2 separate regions of the Homo sapiens genome follow, and region 1 is linked to region 2. A link is a contact called in ENCODE Hi-C or POLR2A ChIA-PET data. All regions are on one chromosome and are shown on one strand. Each heading gives the region's core, a stretch centred on a gene start or an enhancer-like site at or near the end of the contact. The rest is flanking DNA. Distances are from core to core; before and after follow the strand shown.

Region 1 (3,565 bases), core at 59-2,558, 220 kb before region 2:
TACCACGCCCCGCTAATTTTGTATTGTTAGTAGAGGCGGAGTTTCTCCATGTTGGTAAGGCTGGTCTCGAACTCCCGACCTCAAGTGATCCGCCCGCCTGGGCCTCCCAAAGTGCTCGGATTACAAGCGTGAGCCACAGCGCCGGCCTCAAACGCATGTTTTTATAAATTACTAAATTGGGGGAAACAAAATTGAGGCGTAGCCAACTATACACTACCATTTAACCTCTGATTACATAACAAGGAAATGTCCACCTTGATAGTACAAATTAACAAACTATGTAACTGCATCTAACCAATTACTGAATTTGGTTTTCTTTATCTCATGTTATTAAAGTCTTCTCTTCAAGCCCCTGCTATGGACGACAAATGACAAACCATAGCTGGGTACTTTACAATTTTTTTTTTTTTTTTTTTTTTTTTTTTGAGACGGAGTCTCGCTCTGTCTTCAGGCTGGAGTGCAGTGGCGCCATCTCGGCTCACTGCAACCTCTGACTTCCTGGTTCAAGCGATTCTCCTGCCTCAGCCTCCTGAGTAGCTGGGATTATAGGCACATGCCACCACGCCCGCTAATTTTTGTATTTTTAGTAGAGGCGGGGTTTCACCATATTGGCCAGAATGGTCTCAATCTCCTGACCTCGTGATCCGCCTGCCTCGGCCTCCCAAAGTGCTGGGATTACAGGCGTGTGCCACCGCGCCCGGATTTTTGAATCACTCTTTAATTAAATTCTTTAATATTTTTGCGGTGACTTCTGTATATTTTTAATAAGAGAAAAGAGAGACTCAGAACCCCACAGACCAAAGCTCTTCCCATTCATGAACCCCGCACCCCGAGTCAGGATTCTCCCCTGACGACTCTCCTGTGGTCCCTGCACAACCTGGGGAGACTCGGCGCTGCGGGTGCAGAGCTGCCGAGAGAGGGATCCAGGCCAGGGCACAGTCACTGCGCAGGGAAGAGACAGGACGCCCGGGGTCCCGGCTGTCAGCGCAGCCGCCATCTTATGGCTGAGGGGGACCGAGGCCGAGCTGGCCAAGGAAAACTCGGGCGCAGATGGTAGGGCTGACTGCAAGGAGGCCTGAGTCCCGCCACAGCGACTTCCCACAGGTTCCAACCACCCCCTTCCCCTCTCCCAGGATGTCGGACCCAGCACTCTCACCATTTCTAGGCTTCCAGGAGGACCTGGCGTCTTAGCTGGGGATCTCCCAATACCTGCAGGTCACAGGGCCACAGAGGCTGGGCCCCTAGGAGAAGAGGACACAGACCAGGGAAGACGAGACCTGCAGCTCGGGCTAGAGCGAGAGACAAAGTACCCGCCAAACCCGGAAGCCACCCTGTCCGCTCCAGCTTCGTGTCTGATTGGACGGTTTCCAGCCCAGCGTCCCTGACTGGATAACGTTTAAGGCCTCGCCCCTTTAGGCCCTGAGTGACAGGAGACGTGATCAGATGCTCGGCTGAATGAAGAAAGAGTGAAAGCCTAAGCTCCAGCCTTTTCAGGCAGGTTTTCCTCCCTGAGCTGAGCCAGGCCCAACCCAAAGGTATTTGCATTTAACCTTGTGTGTAAGGTCATATGCGTTTATACATAATACATAATATGGCCGGGCGCGGTGGCTCACGCCTGTAGTCCCAGCTACTCCGGAGGCTGAGGCAGGAGAATCGCTTGAACCCAGGAGGCGGAGATTGCAGTAAGCCGAGATCGCGCCACTGCACTCCAGCCTGGGCCACAGAGTGAGACTCTGTCTCAAAAAAAAAAAGAAAAGAAAAAAATACACTATATTGTTATTCACAAACAAAAATAATCTAATAACAACTATTTTAAAATTTCAGCTTTCCTGACCTTCCTGGCTTCTGGTTTTTTGATCAGGCAGCCTGAGATTTTAAGAAGGAGGCAATCATGGCCGGGTGCGGTGGCTCACGCCTGTAATCCCAGCACTTTGGGAGGCCGAGGCCGGCGGATCACCTGAGGTCAGGAGTTGGAGACCAGCCTGACCAATACGATGAAACTCCGTCTCTACTAAAAATACAAAAATTAGCGGGGCATGGTGGCGGGTGCCTGTAATCCCAGCTACTGGGGAGGCCGAGACAGGTGAACCCGGGAGGCAGGAGTTGCAGTGAGCCGAGATCGCTTTGAACTCCAGCCTGGGCACCAAAAGCGAAACTAAGCTCCGTCAAAAAAAAAAAAAAAAAAAGGAGGCAATCTTCTGAAATAGAATGTGAGCCAAATGTGAATTTTAAATTTTCTAGTAGCCAAACTTTAAAAAGAAAGAAGAAATAGGTCAAACTGATTGTAACAATTTCAGTAACCCAATATATCCAAAATATTACTATATGAGCAATGTGTAATTATTAATGTAGCATGTATATAGTTAGAACTATATCATTGGAACTAAGTCTGTTTTTTTTTGTTTTTTTTGTTTTTTTTTTTTTATTTTTTTTTGAGATGGAGTTTCGCTTTTGTTGCCCAGGCTGGAGTGCAATGGCACAAAGTGTGTTCTCTGCCTCCTGGGTTCAAGTGAGTCTCCTGCCTCGGCCTCCTGAGTAGCTGGGATTACAGGCATCTGCCACCATGCCCGGCTAATTTTTGTATTTTTAGTAGAGACGGGGTTTCTCCATGTTGGTCAGGCTGGTCTGGAACTCCCGACCTCAAGTGATCCACCTGCCTCGGCCTCCCAAAGTGCTGGGATTACAGGCGTGAGCCACCGCACACAGGCTACTAAGTCTGTTTTTTGCCTTTCCAGCACATCACAGTGTAGACCCAGCCACATTCCAGGCACTCAGGAGCCACACGTGAAGTGCAGCTCTGATGTTGGGTGGGTAAAGGGCCTGAATAAATTTATTCTGCCAGTGTGAAGGAAGGGCCTCTTCCTAACAACATCTCTCTTCAGTTTGGAGGATGGAAAAGATGGCGGCCATAGAAAGAGCAGAGGGCAGCAGGAATAAATTAACCACAAGTAGACAACTGCTGGCCACCTTTGGCCCACCTTCCTTCCAGAGATCAGAAAGGGAGCAAAGGATGATAGGTCCGGAGGAGAAGAAAACTCTAAGTCTTCATATCTGTGCATACTCTTGACCTGCAGTGTTTATATAGAGAGAAAATAGATTAAATGCAAACATATTTTGCTATTTGGCCTTGAACCTAATCATCGGGCCTCCTGGATTGAAGTGATTCTCGTGCCTCAGCCTCCGGAATAGCTGGGATTACAGGCGTGTACCACCATGCTCAGCTAATTTTTTTGTATTTTTAGTAGAGATGGGGTTTTGCCATGTAAGCCAGGCTGGTCTTGAGCTCCTGGCCTCAAGTGATCCGCCCACCTCAGCCTCCCAAAGTGCTGGAATTACAGGCATAAGCCACTGTGCCTGGCTATGATATATTTTTACATTTATGGTTTAGGTGATATGTCCTTCTTCTCTGTCATGTCCCTGCCAAAATGTGGGATGATGACATATCCCTGGACCTAGCACATAGTTAACGTGACTCTTGTATGTTGCAGAGGCCCCACATATTTTGAGTAGTGTGACATATGACTAGACCAAACACCTAGAAGATGGGAGGCACCTGTCTGTTCCC
Region 2 (3,629 bases), core at 509-3,008:
CTGGAAGCCCTCACCTCAAGTTGTCCTGCATTACTGGATCAAACCAAGAAAGAGAGAGAGGAAGGAGGAGGTGGAGAAGGAAAAAGGTAGGGAAGGAAGATCTTATACATATTGATTGATGTCTCATGCTTTCCTAAAATGTTTAAAAGCTGCTGGGCATGGTGGCTCACACCTGTAATCCCAGCACTTTGGGAGGCTAAGGCGAGCAGTTCACCAGGTCAGGAGACATCCTGGCTAACAGGGTGAAACCCTGTCTCTACTAAAAATACAAAAAATTAGCTGGTATTCATAGAAAATATAATTTTTAATTATCGAGTAATCTGAATAAATGAATATATCATAAAAAAATTAGCTGGGCATGGGGTCATGCACCTGTATCCCCAGCTACTTGGTAGGCTGAGTCAGGAGAATCGCTTGAACCTGGGAGGCGGAGGTTGCAGTGAGCCGAGATTGTGCCACTGCACTCCAGCCTGGTCGACAGAGCAAGACTCCGTCTCAAAAAAAAAAAAAAAAAAAAAAAAAAAGTAAGTGTAGGCAAATGTAGATGCAAATACACATCTGTTTACACAAATTCCTACTTTCAAAATCACAGAGAATGGTCACTTTTTAGCCTTTTTATGAATAAAATCCTGGATTCCATTTATTATTCCATTAGAACTTCTGTACCTATTTTGAAATTTGAGATTAAATTGTCTTTTGCTGAGTTTGCCCAGTTTATATTTCAAGTAATACTATATCATGGGAACACATTAGAGATTTTCTATATTTTTATGTTTTACATCAGTTTCTAAAACCTGGAAATTATCTTGTTTTGAATTTCTTATGAAAATGGAATACTATCCACTAAGAATATTCCATTAGCATACTGCAACTTAAAGTCAGGAGATCTAAACTTTTTCTGGTAACATTACCTATATTTAGTTTTTTAAAAAATGTTCTCTTTTTGTATATGCTTTTTAATTTGCTTTTAAAACATGTGCATAACATTTCCTTGAATTCTATTAATGGACCTCAATGCTTTAAAAAAATTTTTTGATAAAATAATTCAGTCTGAATGTGATGGTTCATGCCTATAATCCCAGTACTTTGGGAGGCTGACTTTGTAGGATTCATTGAGCCCAAGAGTTTGAGACCATTCTGGGCTATCTAGTGAGGCTTCATCTCTACAAATAAAAATATGATAACAAATTAGCTGAGCATGGGGCCACATGCCAGTGGTCCCAGCTACTCAGAAGGCTGAGACAGGTAAATTGCTCAAGCCTAGATTGCTGAGGCTGCAGTGAGCTGCAGTCATGACCCTGCACTCCAGCCTGGGTAACAGAGACTCCCTCTCAAGAATAAGAAAAACCCCACAGAGGATAAATAATAAAATATTCAATGTTTGTAATACTTCCTACTCAAAGGGCCAGAAGCCAGGAAGGTCATAAAAGCTGAAATTCAAAAACAATTGTTTTCATTTTTTAGTATCCATATAGTATATTACTTATAAGTGAAGATGACCTTATACACAAGGTTAAAGGCAAATACCCTCTGGGTTGGGCCTGCTCTGCTCAGGGAGGAAGCCCTGCCTGAAAAGGCGGCAGCCTAGGCTGTCATTCTTTCTTCTTTCAGCCCAGCGTCTGATCACATCTTTCATTCAGGGTTTGCGGGGGCAGGACCTTAGAAGTTATCCAATCAGGGACGCTGGGCTGGAAACCGTCCAATCAGGCACGGGGCAGGAGAGGACAGGGCGGCTTCCGGGATGTGGCGGGGCCTTTGTCTCTGGCTGCAGTTGGAGCTCTGCGTCTCGTCTTCGTTCTTCTGTGTCCTCTGCTGCTAGAGGTCCAGCCTCTGTGGCTCTGTGACCTGCGGGTATTGGGGGATCCACAGCTAAGACGCCAGGACCCCCCGGAAGCCTAGAAATGGTGAGAGTGCCGGTCCGACATCCCGAGAGGGGGAAGGGGCTGTGGCGTGACTCAGGCCTTCCCGCAGTCAGCTCCACAATCTGCGCGTGCCGGAGTTCTTGCCCAGCTCGGCCTCAATCCCCTTCAGCCATAAGATGGCGGCTGCTCTGGGAGGCAGCCCCGGGCGTCCTGTCTCTTCTCTGCGCAGTGACTGTGTCCCGGCCTGCAGCCCTCTGTGGGCAGCTCTGCAGCCGCAACGCGGCGTCTCTCCCAAATTGTGCAGGGGCCACAGGAGGGTCGTCAGGAGAGAATCCTGACTCGTGATGCAGTTTCATGAATAGGAAGAGCTTTGGTCCGTGGCATTTCTAGTCCCTCTTTTGGTCTATTAGAAACAGGAGAGTCGGCCGGGCGCGGTGGGTCACGCCTTTAATCCCAGCACTTTGGGAGGTCGAGGTGGGTGGATGACGAGGTGAGGAGTTCGAGAGCAGCCTGGCTAATATGGTGAACCCCGTCTATACTAAAAATACAAAAATTAGCTGGGCGTGGTGGCGCGCGCCTGTAATCGCAGCTACTAGGGAGGCTGAGACAGGAAAATCGCTTGAACCCAGGAGGCGGAGGATGCAGTGAGCCGAGATCGCGCCATTGCACTCCAGCCTGGGCCACAGAGTGAAACTCCCTCTGGAAAAAAAAAAAAAAAAAAACTAAACTAGATTTTCCTTTATTTCTGACATTCCCAAATGCCACCTTCTTCTCCGCAATTCACGTTATCAACTATTTTTTCTTTTTTTTCTTTTTTTTTTTTTTTTTGAGATGGACTTTCGCTTTTGCTGCCCAGGCTGGAGTGCAATGGTGCTATCTCGGCTCCCTGCAACCTCCGTCTCCCGGATTCAAGCGATTTTCTTGCCTCAGCCTCCTTAGTAGCTGGGATTACAGGTGCCTGCCACCACACCCAGCTAATTTTTTTTGTATTTTTAGTAAAGACGGGATTTCACTATATTGGCCAGGTGGTCTCGAACTCCTGAGCTCAGATGATCCACCCGCCTCAGCCTCCCAAAGTGCTAGGATTACAGCACTTAAAAATAGCCACCGAGCCGGGCTATTTTTTTTTTTTTTTTAGTGTACATTTTAGATACAGAGATACGTTTTAGATAAAGATATTTTAGATATCTGTATATTTTTGATACAGATATTTTAATTATTTTTTGAAAAATCATTGGATGGACTTAAATAAATTTTCCTTTCTTCTTTCCTTCTTCTTTCTTTCCTTCCTTCCTTCCTTCCTTCCATCTTTCCATCCTTGCTTCCATCCTTCCTCTCGCTTTGTTTCCCAGGCTGGAGTGCAATGGTGCAATCTCAGCTCATTGCAACCTCCCGGGTTCAACCGATTCTCCTGCCTCAGCCTCCCGAGTAGCTGGAATTACAGGCACCTGCCACCGTGCCTGGTTAATTTTTTTGTATTTTTAGTTGAGACAGGGTTTCACCTTGTTGGCCAAGCTGGTTTCGAACTCCTGACCTTGTGATCCACCCGCCTTGGCCTCCCAAAGTGCAAGGATTACAGGCGTGAGCCACCGAGTCCGGCCTAAATTTTGTTTTCTATTTGAAAATATTTTCCATATTGAAAAGAAAGCAAAAAATAATCCCCTTACACTGTTTGTAAAAAATAAAAATCTCTGTGCCTCTTTTCCTTTTCTTTTTTTCTTTACTTTTTTTTTTTTTTTTTTGAGACAGTGTTGCTTTGCTGCCCAG

What was found. Hi-C counts contacts between places; a loop is a spot of excess contacts on that map. ChIA-PET counts read pairs that join two places held with the same protein, here RNA polymerase II (POLR2A). Pooled maps may share reads with other maps.
Region 1: a loop to region 2 is called in a map of naive thymus-derived CD4-positive, alpha-beta T cell, with 16 times the contacts of the local background. The contact joins the promoter of ZNF257 here to the promoter of ZNF43 in region 2. A Hi-C loop is called at or near these places in 2 of 168 maps with a recorded cell type or tissue (aorta and naive thymus-derived CD4-positive, alpha-beta T cell), 2 of 37 single-sample maps with no recorded cell type and 13 of 50 pooled maps. POLR2A ChIA-PET finds 5 or more read pairs at or near these places in 12 of 52 experiments (CD4-positive, alpha-beta T cell, CD4-positive, alpha-beta memory T cell, CD8-positive, alpha-beta memory T cell and 8 more).

Annotation. Positions count from the first base shown.
Region 1 is chr19:22,050,227-22,053,791 of GRCh38, reverse strand. It overlaps ZNF257 (zinc finger protein 257), which reads right to left and starts at 1,308. Exons shown (of 4, transcript NM_033468.4): 1 at 1,157-1,308. The coding sequence starts at 1,159.
Region 2 is chr19:21,834,311-21,837,939 of GRCh38, reverse strand. ZNF43 (zinc finger protein 43) reads left to right here and starts at 1,758. Exons shown (of 4, transcript NM_003423.4): 1 at 1,758-1,904. The coding sequence starts at 1,902. RefSeq lists enhancers at 721-1,693, 1,805-1,964, 1,985-2,034, 2,075-2,164, 1,694-2,667.